4 separate regions of the Homo sapiens genome follow, and regions 2, 3 and 4 are each linked to region 1. Evidence: chromatin contacts called from ENCODE Hi-C or POLR2A ChIA-PET data. All regions are on one chromosome and are shown on one strand. Each heading gives the region's core, a stretch centred on a gene start or an enhancer-like site at or near the end of the contact. The rest is flanking DNA. Distances are from core to core; before and after follow the strand shown.

What was found. Hi-C counts contacts between places; a loop is a spot of excess contacts on that map. ChIA-PET counts read pairs that join two places held with the same protein, here RNA polymerase II (POLR2A). Pooled maps may share reads with other maps.
Region 2: a pooled map shows a loop between it and region 1 (24-fold over the local background). The contact joins two enhancer-like sites. A Hi-C loop is called at or near these places in 17 of 37 single-sample maps with no recorded cell type and 6 of 50 pooled maps.
Region 3: a loop to region 1 is called in a pooled map, with 6 times the contacts of the local background. The contact joins two enhancer-like sites. A Hi-C loop is called at or near these places in 1 of 37 single-sample maps with no recorded cell type and 2 of 50 pooled maps. POLR2A ChIA-PET finds 5 or more read pairs at or near these places in 1 of 52 experiments (activated CD4-positive, alpha-beta T cell).
Region 4: a map with no recorded cell type shows a loop between it and region 1 (5-fold over the local background). The contact joins two enhancer-like sites. A Hi-C loop is called at or near these places in 2 of 37 single-sample maps with no recorded cell type and 4 of 50 pooled maps.

Annotation. Positions count from the first base shown.
Region 1 is chr10:123,390,544-123,394,686 of GRCh38, forward strand. The region is part of intron 6 of LINC02641 (long intergenic non-protein coding RNA 2641); the gene reads left to right. Among named protein-coding and RNA genes, the nearest start is that of LINC02641, 45 kb to the left of the region's middle. RefSeq lists enhancers at 1,422-1,801, 1,952-2,211, 2,312-2,421. Within about 2 kb of position 1,733, at least 2 of the 41 ENCODE cell types and tissues checked have a DNase peak (open chromatin) inside an H3K27ac peak, as active enhancers do.
Region 2 is chr10:125,063,137-125,067,279 of GRCh38, forward strand. All of the region lies in intron 2 of CTBP2 (C-terminal binding protein 2), which reads right to left. Among named protein-coding and RNA genes, the nearest start is that of MIR4296, 32 kb to the left of the region's middle. RefSeq lists an enhancer at 1-444. Within about 2 kb of position 1,740, at least 15 of the 41 ENCODE cell types and tissues checked have a DNase peak (open chromatin) inside an H3K27ac peak, as active enhancers do.
Region 3 is chr10:124,968,458-124,972,600 of GRCh38, forward strand. It overlaps ZRANB1 (zinc finger RANBP2-type containing 1), which reads left to right. Exons shown (of 9, transcript NM_017580.3): 3 at 3,508-3,661. Among named protein-coding and RNA genes, the nearest start is that of ZRANB1, 28 kb to the left of the region's middle. RefSeq lists enhancers at 2,095-2,274, 2,365-2,464. Within about 2 kb of position 2,579, at least 7 of the 41 ENCODE cell types and tissues checked have a DNase peak (open chromatin) inside an H3K27ac peak, as active enhancers do.
Region 4 is chr10:124,625,099-124,629,241 of GRCh38, forward strand. All of the region lies in intron 4 of FAM53B (family with sequence similarity 53 member B), which reads right to left. Among named protein-coding and RNA genes, the nearest start is that of FAM53B-AS1, 77 kb to the right of the region's middle. RefSeq lists enhancers at 1-925, 926-1,881, 1,882-2,837. Within about 2 kb of position 2,058, at least 22 of the 41 ENCODE cell types and tissues checked have a DNase peak (open chromatin) inside an H3K27ac peak, as active enhancers do.

The sequences.
Region 1 (4,143 bases), core at 483-2,982:
GTCTCCACAGGGGTCCTCCCAGGTAGGTGAGGTCCCAGTGCCCACCACTCACAGGACCCTCAAAAGTGCATCCTGTTCCAGTCCAGGTAGGCCCCCCATCCCCAGCCTATCTTTGAAACCGAGAGCCTGACCCTCCCCTGCCCTCAGGGATGACCTAGAGAAATACCCTCAGGTTATTCAAAAACAGGTTCTGTTTAGGGAGGTCTCTTGGAGGTCCTGACAAGTTCTCTTCTTTCCAGAGATTAAAACCCCCAAAACCTGTGTCTGTACCCCCTGAACCCCACAGGGAGTGAGGAAATCTCAGACAGGAAGAGTCTGGTCCCGCTGGGGGTGAGGTGGGTGTAAGGAAGAAAATTCCTTTTATTCCCTAGAGCATATAACAAAGAAAAAAAAGAACAAGAAACAATTCACTTTCTAGTGCACACCCTGGGACGCAGCAGATCTGGGCTGCAGGTGACTTCCCTGTCACGGCACCCCACCCCCTGCATTTTCCCTGGCTACCGTCCAACCAGAACCCGGAAGAGCATGAAGGCCCACAGCCAGTCAGTGACAGTAATGGTGATGGGGAAGGGGCTGCCTCTGTAGTTCATCCCCTGGCTGGGACTTCGTAGAAGGGAAGGTGGTGGCATTGGAAGGCGGATCCACTAGGGAACAGTGGGCTCAGCTGTGGAAGACAAAATGGAAGGACTGAGCGGCCCGGGACCCAGGCCTTTGGGCCAGCGGGTCAGGGAGCCCTCTCTTAGGCTTTGTTGGGAGGAGACAACGGTTAAGTGCTGACCCCTGGAAAGGGAGGCCCCTGGGAGAATGGGAGCTCTCTGGGAAGGGGGTGTCAGAAAGTAAACCTGAGAACAGCTAGGGCTGGAGGGTATGTTTTCATCTTCTAGGAAGTTGCAGAGAACGTTGGTCAAGCTGCGAGGGTGGGTGAGTTCTTAGAGGAGTGTTTGCAGCTGTGGGAAGAGTCTGCCTTTGGGAAGCTGGCGGCGCCTGCACAATCTCTTTAGTGCAACTCAGCCTCACTCACAGGCTGGCTGAGAGGAGTGTGTGGCTCTACGCCTCTGGTTGTTCTGGAACAGTCTGAGTTGGGGGAAGAGGGTGAGAGTTACTTTTTCAGCGGAGGCAAGTGCTGTCCACACTCTCTCTAGTTTTCTATCCAGACCACGTGGAAGAGAATAAATGTGGGACCATTGGGGAGTCTCCGTGGTTCTTTTTGGGTCCCAAGCCCTGATTGCTTCTCATGCTATCGCTGTGGCCCCAGCAGTCCTCGTAAGGAGCCAAGGTTCGGGGGGAGGTGCTTGATCTGTCACGCAGGGAGGAAGGAACAGCTGAGATGCAAGCCAGGTATGAGTGCTCCCCAGGGGTCCCCCCATATCTTAGCCAGCACGTGGTGGCCAGATGTACCCAAGACAGTTGTCTGGCAGCACCACGGGACTGGATATCCACTTAAACCTGAGGAGCCTGGACTTGTCTTCCCACCTGGGTAGGGTGTGGTATTCTGCGATGTTATCCATGCTTCTTTCTCTGGCATTTCCTCCTCTCCTTCTTCCATCTTCTAGTATAGGCAGCAGAAGAGCAAAAATACAAATAATCTGCTTTTGACTTCCAGCAGCTTAGGTCTTAGCACAGGAAAATATTTGAAAGAATGCAAATCAGTCAAAGCCAGTTCTTATTGCCCTGTGGCTAGATAACTTTTGGAGGGGATTGAAAGAAGAAGTGAGAGAAGAAGAGAGAGCCTTGGTGCTTGTGGGAAGGGAAGGAGAAGCAGACCCCTCTCTGGATCTGGGGACTGAGAGCAGAGGAGACACGCACCTCCAATTCCCCTGGGGAAGGCCTGGGAACTTGTGAAATCTCAGTACTGCCCTTGACTCATTACGGTGCAAGAGCTATAGGGCAGAAAGAGCCAGGTGTGGGTGTCTCAGTGCAGGGAAGTTGAGAGTCCCCAGAGAGGTACAGAAGCAGCCAGATGGCTCCTGGGTGTCGAAGAGGGGTTGGAGACAGTAGGAGTGGTGGTGGGGTGGAGAGGGAGAGAGACCATTTGGTTAAGCTGGGAGGCAGGAGCGAGGTAGGAGTCTCCATGGATCATCAGGACTGGCTCAGGAACTGAGACCAGCAGGGAATGAGAACATGTTTGTGGCCATGCAGTGAGATGACAACAAGGACCAGACCCCGCTGCCTGACATCTTAGCCACACGTAAGCCCCAAGTACAGCCCCAGGGCTGGCTGACAGCACTGAGTTAGTTGAAAATGAGTTTTAGAGAAAGGGGGCCTCAATAGAAATTCAGTTCACTTTCATTGAGCAGAAGTTACATTTCTTGCTTTTCTGGTTTCCTAATGACTAGATTTTTCTAGCCCAATTTTTCCAGCAGAGAATTAATTCACCTTTGAAGCCACCTGCTTCTGGTCACTTAATTGTAGAGGAACAGACAGAGATCACACACACTCATACACACTGACACACACCCATTACTGTAGAGGAACAGAGTCACACACACTCATACACACTCACACACACCCCAGTTATTGTAGAGGAACAGCGATCACACACACTCATACACACTCACATACACACCCCCATTATTGTAGAGGAACAGAGATCTCTCTCTCTCACACACACGTTATTGTAGAAGAGCAGAGATCACACACACTCATATACACTCACACACACCCCCATTATTATAGAGGAACAGAGATCACACACCCTCACACACACACCCCCATTATTGCAGAGGAACAGAAATCACACACATACACTCACACATACACCGCCATTATTGCAGAGGAACAGAGATCACACACACTCAGACACACTTACATACACACCCCCATTATTGTAGAGGAACAGACAGAGATCACACTCACACACACACACCCATTATTGTAGAGGAAAAGCGATCACACACACTCATACATACAAACCCTCATTATTGCGAGGAACAGAGATCACACACACTCATACACACTCACACATACAGACACCCATTATTGTAGAGGAACAAAAATCACACACACTCATACACACACACACACATTATGGCAGAGGAACAGAGATCACACACGCTTATACACACTCACACACACGCTCCCATTGTTTCTGCAGAAAGAGTTGTGCAGACTTGCTTTCAGTATTTCAAAAACTGTGAACAATGCTATCATTTGACAATAAAAGCACAAAAAGAGAGACATTTAAAAATTATTTCCCCCTCTGCAATTACTACCCCAGGCCTTTCCATGGGTTTAGAGATGAGGGGAGCAGAGAATGATGCCCACCTCCACCCCCTCTTCTCATCCAGTGTGGCTCTGAAATATCTCTTAATAAGAAGAAAGGTAAAATATTACATAATGTATTTGTTTATTTGACAAATATTTGGTAAGAACATAGCAGACATTTACTGTGCATTTACTGTGGCCGTGCAACCCTTTACAAAAAGTTGGCTTCCTGTAATCCTCCTGACAAGCCCTCAGGGTCTGTGATGGCTTTGTTTGGCCTGTTTCAGTCCTGTGCCAAGGGCTAAGGATTCTAGAAAGAACACCACCCAACCTGCACCCTGTGGAAGCTCATAGTTCAAGCAGCAGAGGTCAGTTCATCTCCCCACCCGTGCCAGAACGTGTGGGCTATGCAGACAGAGAAAGGAGCATCCAACTCTGACAGGCAGGAAGGCTTCCTGGAAAAGGTGATGCCTGAATTGGGACTTAAAGGATAAACAAGAGTTTGTTGGGGGAAGGGCAGTTGGCAATATGATCATGTCAATTTTACCAAATGCACCAAGGCCCTCTAGCCATACAAATTCTCCAACATGCCATAGATTGGCTACCCGCAGTCTCTGTTCCCTTGTCCCTGTGTGGGGTGCTCTCTGCCATCACCTGATTAATGAGCTCCCCCTCATCCTTCAAGTCTCAGCTGAGTGGCTGCTTGGCTGTGCTGTTTCCTGGACAGAATGAATCACATCCTCTCATACTTTCCCTGCCTCATCTGGGGAACGAGGTTGGATGAATGAATGATTGAATGAATGAATGCACAATTATCTAACCTCCCCACCCCCAAAAAATGAGGAGGAATTGGAATGATGTTGTTCTGCAGGGTCCCCTTAGATCATTATATTAATCCAAGTGTTTTTTAATTACTTGAGGAAAAGAGTACTTTGTGTT
Region 2 (4,143 bases), core at 490-2,989, 1.7 Mb after region 1:
TAAATGGCCATCATTGGTGGAACCAAAAACGAACAATGGGAAAATTATCACATTATCCTTCTACGAAGCAATCTGGAAAGCTAATTACGTGTTACTCTGCGCACATCTTCATCTCTGATGTGGAAACAGCATGGGCGAATCGGTCTGGTGGGGAAAAACATCATACTTAAGAAATACGGAGAATTTATTTCTCCGCAAGCCACATACGTGTTTTACCCCACACGTCATGAGGCCTGTGGCACCCCGATGGGGACTGAGCATTCACTCTTCTGCCCACGTGAGGAACCAACAAAAGCTGGCAAGGACACCCCAGGATAACACCCAAACACGTCGACTCGTGCGAAAGGCCTCATGCACGATCCTTTCTTGCTGTGGCAAAACCGTTAAGTTTCTCTCAACACACACAAAACCGAAGTAAAATGCTCATCCTCTGGCTCCCCTACAGTAGTAAAAATTAATTGCCACATAAAATTGCTGATTCCTACCAAATGAAGCTGTACGATTTATCAGCTCATGGATGGCGCAAACTCAATGGTGGTTTAACTACATCACCTGAGTTATTGCTGTGTTTTCTCTCAGTGACAGCTTTACGGGGAATGTAAGTTTTGCGAATTCATTCATGTAGGACAAACTTCCAAAGTAAACAAAAGCATTAAGCAGACACAGCTCTCCCGTGGCTATGTCACAGCGATTCTCAAAGCCACAGGGTGTCTGGGCAAGAAGGGTGGACACCCCGTGTAGGGACCCCTGCAGCAACTCCATCAGGCACGGTTTTCCCCCACCCCCAGGCTGCAGTGCCACCTTCCAGGGGTGCTCTCTGCTGAAGCCCTCAACCCCCCGCACCCCAACTTTAGAGGCCATCGTAATTTAATTATCCAACTCCAATTCCACATAGGAATCCAGTTATTTAAAATGCATTAAAAAAATAAATCACTGCCAGTAGGTTTTGTATTTTTGGCCAGGACAAAGAATTTATAAACAGCTTATATATATGGTGTGGAAGACAGTTAGATGGTGAATACCTCAGGGAACACCATAGTCTCCTCGGTTTTCACCAGAGTTTGCCTGGGAGCCGGGACATCCCTATCATTTTATGGGCTATTTCTGTTTTCTTCATCATTTGTCCCCTGTCCATTAGACAACAATGGATTGATCTTTTTCTAATCTGAATTAGGCCAGGCACAAACAGGTAAGTTACCTTCCGGTTTCCATAATTACGGGAACAGGCAAGTACTTCTTCCAAACTCAGGCCTTCAGAGAAAAATAACTGTGGTGGGAGGGGTGCAATCCCTGGGGAAACAGCGTTCTTGGTGAGGACAATGCTGAGGTCACCCATCGGTCTCCGAAGAATAGCAGTTCTACTTCTCAAGGGAAGAGAGCCCCAACTCTAAGAATTTCAGGTACATGAAAAAAAAGTGCCACAATCCATTGTCCAAGTTTGCCTTATGTTCTATTTATAGTCAGAGTGCGTGCTCTGAATCTGTTTTAGAATCATGTTCTTCAGGACAACTTGAAATAAAAATCAGAGAAGTTTAGTTTCAAAAAAGGCAGAGAGGTGACTATCCACCCAGGAGACTTCACCCATTCCCGCCACGCCAGTGTCCCCAGTCAGCCTTGACCCTGCTTCCCTGACTGTGTAGTGAGATGTGGGGATTCAGCCCAAGGCTTGTGGTTAAAGACAGAGGAAGAAAAGACAAAGAATGAAACCTTTCTGGTTTGGTGACTTAGCTCAGAGCTGGTCTGGCTCTTCTCTACTTTCTTGCCAAGTTTTGCATATTTGGGATTTCAGTTTCACAAGCTTCCCCACCTCACTGGTTTTACTGCTTAACGAGCAGAGAATATGCTCTAATGATTATCTGAAACACACCCACAGGTAACCACAACTGTTTCACACAGAACAGGAAATGCCCAGCAAAGAAACTCTCACTTGATGATGAAATGTTTGCCACTAGAAAATACATCGTACTGTCCCCATTCCATGGGCTCCCCAAACCACTCTGCACAAAAACTGTGGTTGCGGAGGGGCTGCTTGACAGACTGTTCTTTGACTGGGCTCTTCAGGTTCCAGTCTTTCCAGGGAGGTCCAGCCATCATCAGATCCAAATGGAAGTCTTGCAACTGGGGCACTCTGCTTGAACTCAAATGCCCCCAACAAGAGCCTTGTTCTCTTTGTGATGATTTCCTGTGCTGCACACATGAATCTGTGCTTTTCTCAATGTGCACTTTTTAAAAAATTGAAAACAACCCAAGGATGAGTCAACATTTTAATGCAGCTCATACCTGACTGTCAACTTCAGCAAAATAAAGGGAAGGAAGAGCAAAGCCCGCAGGGGCTTTGGGGAAGGCGAGGTGGCGAAGGGAAGAGGCAGGATCCGGCTAACAAATGCCAGTATCAGGGAAATACCAAGTCCACATCCTGCGCAGTCAGCTCCCCAGGATTTGTTTTTGTGGGTCTCTGAGCTGAGAGCTAAGGGGGCCGGAGGGAGAAAGTGGGAGGTAAAGTTAGAGGAGGGACTCACTGTAGGAGCACACTGCCAGCTCTTGTGGCCAGCCCCAGTGGAAAAGAAATCCCACTAAATTTACATCCATTCGTGCTCCATATGAAGAAGCTGAGGGTCACTGTCCTCTTCTAGCTATTTCATTCAGCTGGCTTTCCAGTCTATCAGAAAAATGCCATCATCGGCTGGGTGTGGTGACTCTCACCTATAATCCCAACACTTTGGGAGGCTGAGGTGGGCGGATAGCTTGAGCCTAGGATAGCTTGAGACCAGCCTGGGCAACATGGCGAAACCCTGTCCTAAGAAAAATACAAAAATTAGCCTGGCTTGGTGGCATGCGCCTGTAATCCCAGCTACCCAGGTGGCTGAGGTGGGAGGATCGCTTGAGCCCAGAAGGCAGAGGTTACAGTGAGCCCTGATTGTGCCATGGCACTCTAGCCAAAAAAAAAAAGCCGTCATCTTCTTGATGGTGAACTCCCTCTAATGCTCAGGCTGATGTCCTAACACCCAGGACAACGTCTGAGTGACCAGTGGCTCTTGGCTGAGGGATGTGAGCTATGAGCCCCTACATCACAGCTTCTGTTAACATGGCGATGGCTAGGCACAGGCAGCCACCCCTCTACCAAGCCACATCCCAAATCCTAACCCCAGCAGAGCCAGAGACTCAATGCTTTGTGTCACATGGAGCTACCAACATCAGGACCAGCGAGAAATCGGGAAAACATCAAGTCAGAACGTCCCGTGCCTTCTAAGCAGTCAGGTGCATGCACCATGCTAGGTGAGTGCAGGGCAGGAACGGAAGGCAAGCAGGGTGCGCAGATGTAACGGGGGAAGCAGGCACGGCCAAGCACCCTAGAAAGTGCTGTCATGTTTCGTACAGGAGCCTGCTGGGGGTAGCTCACGGGGACTGGAAGCATGGCCCTGAAGTGTGGGCAGCATCTTTTCTGTTTGCACGACTCAAAGTCTGCCTGGTGGAGGAGGGTGACACCTGCACAGAAGCCAGGGAGCACAGTGCACCAACCTTCAGTGTAATCTCCAGTCCTGCCACTGACTCGTGAGCTGTGTGACTCTGGGTACATCACCTGAGCCCTTCACACCTGGGGGTTTCTTATCCATAAATGGAACGACCTCACCAGAATTTTAAAATGTAACAAAAAAGGAACTAGCCCATGTGTCGATCAGTAAATGCCTCAGGGTGAACTCGAGAATCCAGAAGTCTCCAGGGAAGCCCAGTGTGTGCGACGTGCCTCTTCCTATCTCCCCTGGGCAGTCTTCCCAGCTCCATGGAAAAGTCTTTGGTCAGCTGAACGCAGGCAAGGCTGCTGAATTCCTGAAGTCCCCGCCTGACCACCAGGCCCAGGTATAAGGGAAGGGCGACTCCTACTGATGGACAACCAGACACCCCCCACGTCCACCTGCTATGTGGGGCGATTCATTATTGGCCGGCAAAGGCTTACACTTTTTTCTTTCAAGAATTTTTTTATTTAGAGATTACACAAAAAAAGTCTTCTGTGAAACCCATAACCCAGCCCAGGAATGAGAAAAACATCACACAAACTGCAGTAGAGGGACAATCCACAAAATATACTATCATAATCAAAACTGTCAAGGTCATCAAAAATAAGGAAAGACTGTGAAACTGCCA
Region 3 (4,143 bases), core at 1,329-3,828, 1.6 Mb after region 1:
AGAGACTGAAGGCCATGATGAAAACAAAAGGGCAGGCTTATTGAGTATAAGGGAGAAGGGAACTTTTCAGATAGAGGGATCCAGGTTTTGGAACATGAGATAGAAGAATTGGAGTTTTTCTAGTGTCGAAGGCCTGGCTGCATTTGTGTTGTGGTGCCTAGTTGTGTTGTCTATTGTATATTGGAAGGGCTGTCAATGTGGAGTTGTAGTTGCTGGTGGTGACAGGAGCCAGGATAAAGAAGGTGGTTGTGAACTAGGGTGAAAGTCTTAAGGGGCTCCCCTAAAGGTAGGTAGAAGATTATTACAAGGTTTTAGAGGGGCCATTGTGAGTCATTGAGCTCCTGAGACAGTCTGAGGAGTAACAGTGGGATGATGATCGAACATCAGTATATTTATTGCAGTATCACAGATTGTCTGGAAACTTAGCAGCTAAGACAACAAATGTATGTTATCTCACAGAGTTTGTGAGGGTTAGAATCCAGGAGCTGCTTAGCTGAATAGTTTTGGCTCATGATGTCATGAGGTTGCAGTCAAGTGGTCCAGGGCTGTAGTTGTCAAAAGACTCAACTGGGGCTAGAGTATCTGTTCCTAAGCCCACTCAGGTGGCTTTTGGCAGGAGGCTTCAATACTGTGCCATGCAGGCCTGTCTACAGGGATGCTCATGATACAGCAGCTGGTTTTACCCCCAACAAGTGATCCAAGAGAGGCACAGAGTACAAGAGAGTGATCCAGTGTCTTTGAAACCTGCAGTGTCTTTTATAAATTGATTTAGGAAGCAACATACCATTACTTTTGCTGTATTCCGTGGGACGTGTAGAACAACCCTGGAACAGCGTGGGAGAGGTGGAGGGGATTTGTTCCAGGCAAAGAGCAAAATTGGTCATGGATTCAGTCTCCATGGAGTAAATACTCCAAAGGACAGAATTAAAGGGGCCAGTAGGGAGACTGGAAGTGGGGGAGTCTGGACTAAGTCTAGACTAAGGGGGTGTGTTGCAGAGAATGCTCAGCCAAGTTCTTTTGGAATGAGAACAGGAGAACATTAGAGTTGGGGATATGTATGTGGGGCAGGAATTTTCATCGGTTTCTGTGTCATGGACCATGTTGGTAGTTTCATGAAACTTATGGACTCCTTCCCAGAATACTGTTTTTAAATACAAAAAATAAGAAGTAAATGAGATTACAAAGGAAATCAGTTGTATTGAAGTAATAGCTACCAAAATACTAAACTAAATTTGTGATATATAAGAAAATACATTTTAATATAGGTAAAAAGTTGGGGATAATTGATTTAACTTGAATTAAAACCAAATTCCCATTAAAGTACATGGACCATTCCCAAGATCATGGACCCTAAGTTAAGAACTCCCAGCCTACGGAGATGGTTGAGAACCATAAGGTTGAAGGAGGTGAGAAGGTGAGTGGCAGGCTTCAGGGGCACATCCTGCTTAAGGATGGTGGTGGAAGGGGTTGTTTGGGGGCTAAGTTTCTTTTAGAATGTTTGTGGTAGTCAGGGTCCAGTCCAGGTGGTTTTTGGAAAGGTCTTTCCAGGTTTTTGGAAAGGGCCTGAGAGCTAGCTGATGGGAATAAGCTATTTTTGAATTTACTTTGGGGGAGCCATTTTAACTATGTTACTTGAGAAATAGTCAATTATATTCTGAAAATATTTAATATTTGGTTTTCCATGTTTGAGTGTTGACTAATGGTTGGGCTCATGGAGTTAAGATATAGTGAGAATTTTCATGGTTAATGGTAATCTTGGCCAATAAAGTCTAGTTGAACTGAATTTCCACGTAGGAGTTTTTAAATTTTTTATTTTTTTCTTTTCTTTTGAGACAGACTTTCTCTCTGTTGCCCAGGGGAGTGATCATGGCTCACTGCAGCCTTGACCTCCCTGGCTCAAGTGATCCTCTCACCTTTCAGCCTCCCCAGTAGCTGGGACTACTGGTGCATGCCACTAATGCCTAGCTAATATTTTGGGGTTTTTTGTAGAGGCAGAGTTTCATTATGTTGCCCAGGCTGGTCTTGAATTCCTGAGCTCAAATGATCCTCCTGCCTTGGCCTCACACAGTGCTGGGATTACAGGTGTGAGCCACTGCACCAAGCTGCAGTTTCAGAATAGGGAGTCAGGTAACTGTGCTGGGTATGCAGGGTTTTTGAAATATTATTTCTTTAATAGCAATAGCAGTTAGTTGTCTGCATATATGATGTAGATAACATTATCATTAAACCTTACTCTTTGAGAAGAAGAAGAAGGGGCTGGAAGACCTGTTGCTTCACACCCCACTGTGGCTGGAAGGCTACCTTTGGGATAATCGTCCAGGTTGGTGACATCAGGGAACAGGCTCACTGTGGGTTCCCACGGTATTCTCTTTGGGGTTTTTTTTTTTTTTTTTTTTTTTTGGCAGAGTCTCTCTCTGTCACCCTGGCTGGAGTGCAGTGGCGCGTTCTCAGCTCATTTCAACTTCCTCCTCCCGGGTTCAAGTGATTCTCATGCCTCAGCCTTCCAAATAGCTGAGACTACAGCTAATTTTTGTAGTAGTATTTTTAGTAGAGACAGGGTTTCATCATGTTGGCCAGGCTGGTCTCAAACTGCTGAGCCGAAGCAATCCACCCGCCTCGGCCTCCCAGAGTTGGTGGGATCACAGGCGTGAGCCATTGTGCCTGGCCTTGAATTCTGTTTGTTACTCGCAGATGCTCAACTGTGATTTTAGAATTCTGTGTATGTATTTTTATTTAGCTCCACAAACTAGATATGACTGAAATGTGAGGTTAAATTAAATCTTTGCAACATTTGTTGCTATTTAGCATTTTAAAAAGAATAAAAAAATAACAAAAGAAAGTTCTAGCCTTCTTTGGTTTGTTGTTTTCTTGCTTAGAGGCCTGTGCAGTAGTGCTCCCATCTCACTCCTGTCAGGCTGAGCTTCAGAGGTTGGCAGTCTGTGTTTAAACTTGCAGATGCCAAATGCTTTTTTAAAAACTCAAGAGTGGTAACAAATGGAGAGGAAGAAAGGGCTTGAGGTCAGTGGGAACTAACCCTTTAAATACCGTGCTTTTTTTAAGTCCAAGTTAGGGTACTTGAAACTTGTGGTGTGGGAGAAGAGTATTTGCAGTTTCCCTTTATCAGCTGTGATTCTCTGCTTCTAAAGAATGTTTTTATTGTGTGCACGATGGTTAGTCTACTGAGGTTTTCTGTCCTCTCTCCTCTTCCTGTGATGTGTCTATGAACAACACCCTTTTCCATACATTTTTATGTGCATCTTTGAGTATTTCCTTGTGATAAATTCTTAAAGAGAATTACTGAATCAGAGGATAAAACATTTTTGTGACTGTTACTGAAAACTTATTCTGGTATATACTTTCATTGGTAAGGAAATAATACCAGTGTATTTTAAGATTAAAGAAAACCTTGAGTTATTGGGAAATTTTGCTGATTTCTTTTAAATACTGTTGTTTTCTGCTTCCACTTATGATACATGAGATGAGAGGAAGGTTTCTTTTGTATTTAAGGTGTCTCAACAAGCAGCAAAGTGTATTCCAGCAATGGTGTGTCCTGAACTGACAGAACAAATCCGGAGAGAGATAGCTGCCTCTCTTCATCAGAGAAAGGGGGATTTTGCTTGCTATTTTCTGACTGACCTTGTAACATTTACATTGCCAGCAGGTAACTCCAAAATCTAACGTAAAAAGACTTTTTTATTTTATTATAGTTACATTTGTGTATGTAGGTGAAAAATGTTTCTGTTAGAAAGCACATAACATAGCTACTGTATGTGCATCTTAAATTACTTGACTGTCTTATATATGCTGGAAGTGAGCATACAGAGGATTACTTGTTAGGAAATGCGTCTGCTATCTGAGAGGAAGACAGCAGTTGATAGTAACGGATTTCTTTGTGGACCTCAGATTATTTTTTAAAAATCTGTTGTACTCTTTTATTTTTCTCTTTGGTTTTATTTTAGAATATCCTTTAAAAAAATCTCCTTTGAAAAATTTTCCCTTTTCATGCTTGTGTGTTATTTGAAATTAGATAGCTATATTGGTTACCTGGTATTAAGAGATGGGATTAGAACATGAGCTTTTGATGGGTAGAGTCAGGTTATTTGAATTGAACACACTGCATCCTCTTGAATATGTCATTCCTTT
Region 4 (4,143 bases), core at 808-3,307, 1.2 Mb after region 1:
TGCAGTGTTTGTGTGTCTCTTTGAAATACAGGTGATCACTGGCTGTCACAGCCAACAAGCTGTTGAACCAGCCTCAGCGGATGGGAAATAAAAGGCGCTCTCTCTGGAGGAAGGTATATGTGCCTGCCATGGGCACGCTCATTGTTCCTGAACACTCGGTGGAGGAAGCCGTTCTGATGGGTTTGCTTTTTTTGGAATCTTTTGATTAACTGAGAAAGGTGAAGGCTGAGGTGTTGGGGGGAGCTCTGCACGGGAACTCAGGAGAGTGGCAGGGGCACCCATTAGACTGGAGATGCTGGCCCCCCAAGGAGCCACAGGTCCACCCTCTGGGCCATGGTGGGATTCGATGCAGCCCGGTGGTGTGCACACAGCACAATCCCCTCACCACGGCAGAGAGCTGGAGACGGCGACCCCTGCACAACAGCCCCAGGTTCCTCACCGGCTCCTGGCCAGGCCTGGACGATGGATCGGCAACCAGGATCCTCGCCTGCCCCTGGCCAGGCCTGGGCGATGGACCAGCAGCTCCCAAAGCGAACCTGCCGCTTGTGAGGTGGAAGCCCCAGTGCTTTCGAGGGGAGGGTCTCTGAGGCTCCTCCTGCTTCTCAGCCACCCTCTTGACTGGCCTAGACCTGAGCCAGGACAGAAGGAGAACTGAGTAGGGGGCACAAAACAGGGGCAAGATGGCCCAGCCTGGGTGGCCTCAGCCGTGTGTCCCGGGCTCTGCTGAGCCAGGCTGCCCCGACAGAGGAGGCCTAGGGTGAGGCCAGGATGCGTCAGGGCCTGAGGTCCCCGGGGAGCCTGACCCACCTTCTCCTGACCCTGGCTGAGCAGCCTGTTTCTTGGCCTGTAGAGCAGCCACGGTGTGTAAGGATAAATAATCATGTCCAGTCAAGGCCAGAGCAGCCCGGATGACATGCTGTGAACAGGTTCTAGGTGGGTGACAGGGCACTGAGGCCGACTGCCTTGGGTGTCAGCCACATCTGTTGAGATGCGTGTGCCTGACGCCCGAACGCGTGCCAGCGTTTTCTGCGAGCTGTCATGTGAGGGGCCTGGGGCGTGGCCTGCTGCGAGTGTTTTCTGTGGCCTCGCACGTGAACGCAGCAGGAGCGCAGCCTGCGCAATCGGACAGACGCCGCACAGCGCTTGTCTGTGCTCACCCTCTCGGTCCTGCTCGGAGCTTCCCACTGACCTCCTCTGGCATAAGGCGCAGGTAGCGGGGGTGCCTAACTTATGGCCACCATGATTGTGTGGGTCTCGGCACTAACCGTGGTGCTACGGTCGAAATTTGTGCCCCCCCCCCCCCCACCATTCCTCAGTGCAAAAGGTGGGGCCTCTGGGAGGTGATGAGGTCATGTAGGGGCCTTCACAGATGGGATGAGGGCCCATAACAGAGACTGGAGGGAGCGCAGGTGCCTCTCCAGCCAGACAAGGATGTGAGAAAGTGCCAACTATGAAGAGCAGGCCCTCACAAGACCCCGATCCTGTTGGCACCTGGATCTTGGACTTCCCAGCTTCTAACTAAGAAATACATTTCTGCGGTTTATACGTTCCCCAGTCTAAGGCATCTTTGTCACAGCAGCCCAAACAAAGTAAGACACTTTATGCATTAGCCATAGCCAGGCACGGGCACTGGAGACCCATTAGCTAGACCTTTCACAGACGTGTGGCTTTTGCCTCACTGCGCCCTGGAAGGGGCTGAGGTCAGACAGGCAATACAGAGGCAGACTCCATCCACATGGGCATCACGGCGCCAGGCAACTCTTCCACCTCTGGGCTGCAGCCAGCCTGCCTGCCGAGTCAGGGTGTTCAGGGCTATCTGGACTAATTGGGCCCTTTCTGCTGTGAAGCAGGGGGAGTCTACAAGGAAGGGCTGGTGAATCTCGTCACAAGCAAACCCCAGAATGCCACTGAGTCTCCAGTATTCTTCAAATATACCTGCTTCCTGGCCACAAAGCCAGCGAAACCTTGAGAATTCCGTTGACTCAAAACAGCCATTTCAGCCACAGTAAAAGAAAGCCAAGAACCACCCACTGTTTGCCCCAGCTGGTGGCGAGCCCCACCTGTCAGGAAGGAATGTGACTGCCACAATGGGGCGGTGTGTGTTCTGCCCAGAGCCCCATCCCTCGTGAGCAACCCCCATGCAGACACCCAGGGTGTGCCACACCCAGGCCCTGCAGCTGCCCTGTGCCCTCCATGCCCCGGGGCAAGGTCCCGCCCCAGAGTCTCCTAGCAGCTCTAGCTACCCCATGGAAGAACACTGCACAGGCAAGTTGGAAGCCTGGAGGCCTGTGTGCCCTCAAAAATGTCTGCAAAAAGCCGCAAAATGGCTAAGTTCAAAGTGCTGCATGAACACATTATTCCAAGGTGAAAGTGCTGCTCCAGGACCAACTGTCCCCCAGCCCGTCGACTTCTGCTCTCTTGACATCCAGCCCCAGCCCTGGGCTGGGCCACCTACTCTGGAACAGGCCTGCCCAGGTAAAAAGCTCAGTGGGAACTGTCCCTATGGCCTCAGGCTAGTGGCCAGGGACATGGATCAAGACCTACTCCTAGAGTCTGCAAAAGGCAGACCACAGCAGCCTGCTAGAGAGGCAACTTTGGGATGGAGGCCCTGCCTTTTCCATCAGACCCCCTAGACCTCAGCTCTAGCCACCAAAGAGGCCCTGGCCATTCCCGCTGGCCCCAGCTGGGGTTTCCTGCTCAGCCTGCCCCAGCCGGCCTCCCTAGGGCTTCCCAGCTTGGAGCAATGACCCCTCTTCTGCAGGGCTGTTCTGTGCAGATATTTATTCCCATACTTTCTCCTGAGTCCACGGGGATACAGACAAAGGTGGCCTGGTCCTTGCCTTCTAGGTACAAGCTGAAATACAGACCTGCCTCAGGAAACTCATCAACTCAACATATCAGCTCTGTACTGCTGCCAGGCAGACTGCTACTCACTCCGTCCAGCCTCAGCCCAACAAGCTCATTCCCTCTCCCAGGTGCTGCTGTTCCTGGGCCAGCAGGGTGAACACGTAATAGAGACGCTAGAAACATCTCCTGAGCTGAACTAAACCACATGTTTTATCAGTAGTGACCCAGAACCCACTCTGGGCTCCGAAGGGCAAGGCCTGGGGAGTGGAGGGGGAAACAGCCCCAGCATTTGTCTAGGGACTGCTGTCCCTAGAACTCATGAGCTACGGCCCCACATGCAGGAGTGGGCATCCGGTGACAAAGACAAAGCTGGCTGGTCAGGTGATATGTCTGGGAGCAGATAGTGACCACTCCCCTTTGTCCCGGTTGCCTCCTCCGAAGGAGGCTGCGGTATTCTCACCCCCTGGGCCCTGGCTCTCCACTGAACCTGGAGGGTTCCGGAGAGGAGAGTGGGAAACTAGACTCTGCAGCTGGAGGCACTGAGATCCTCCACTGGCCAAGTGGCCTCACTTCCCGTTTCCTCCCCTGGGAAGCAGAACTGCTGTCTCTGGCCAGGCTGCTTCACAGGGCCACTGCAAGGATCCTAAGAGGAAAGCCAGGCTGCTGGTGTCCCACCTGGAGTCCCAAACCCACAGCAGTGCCCACTCTCCACTGCTGTGAGTGTTGGCTCTGACAGTTCATGGCTGCCCCTTCCGGAACTACTCTGGGCTGGGAGATCTAGGATAGGAAGGAGGTTACCCTTTCCCTTTGGGGTCACCCCCAGCCAATGACCAACAGGTGCAGGGACAGGAGCTGTCCCTCCTCTTGGGCGGGATCAAGTCCCACGTGCTAGTCACACTTCGCAGCTCCCAAAGCACCAGGCTGAGAAGCGACTTCAGCTGAGCCCACCTCTTTCCTGGGCCTCTGCAGTTCATGGGCTTCCCTCGCCTCCCTGAAGGTTCTTGCTGGGAGCATCCCTCTCTGTGTCACTGGCACGAGAATCCCCGGCTCAGGCCCCGCTTCTAGAGACCCAATCTAAAGCCACAGGTAAAAGCACCCTGGGTGTTAATGTAGTTATAGGTTATGCACCTGCTTCTTAGTACTACTATTCTTTCTAGAACGGGAATGTCAAGCCATGGTCAGAGACTGGCCACGGGGCCCTGTGGGGAGTCCAGTTCCTGGCCCCAGCCTGCCTGGCATGTGCTGGGGAGGGGTGGTTGTTGGGGACGCCTCTCCTCGGTTAGTCGGTGTCTTAAG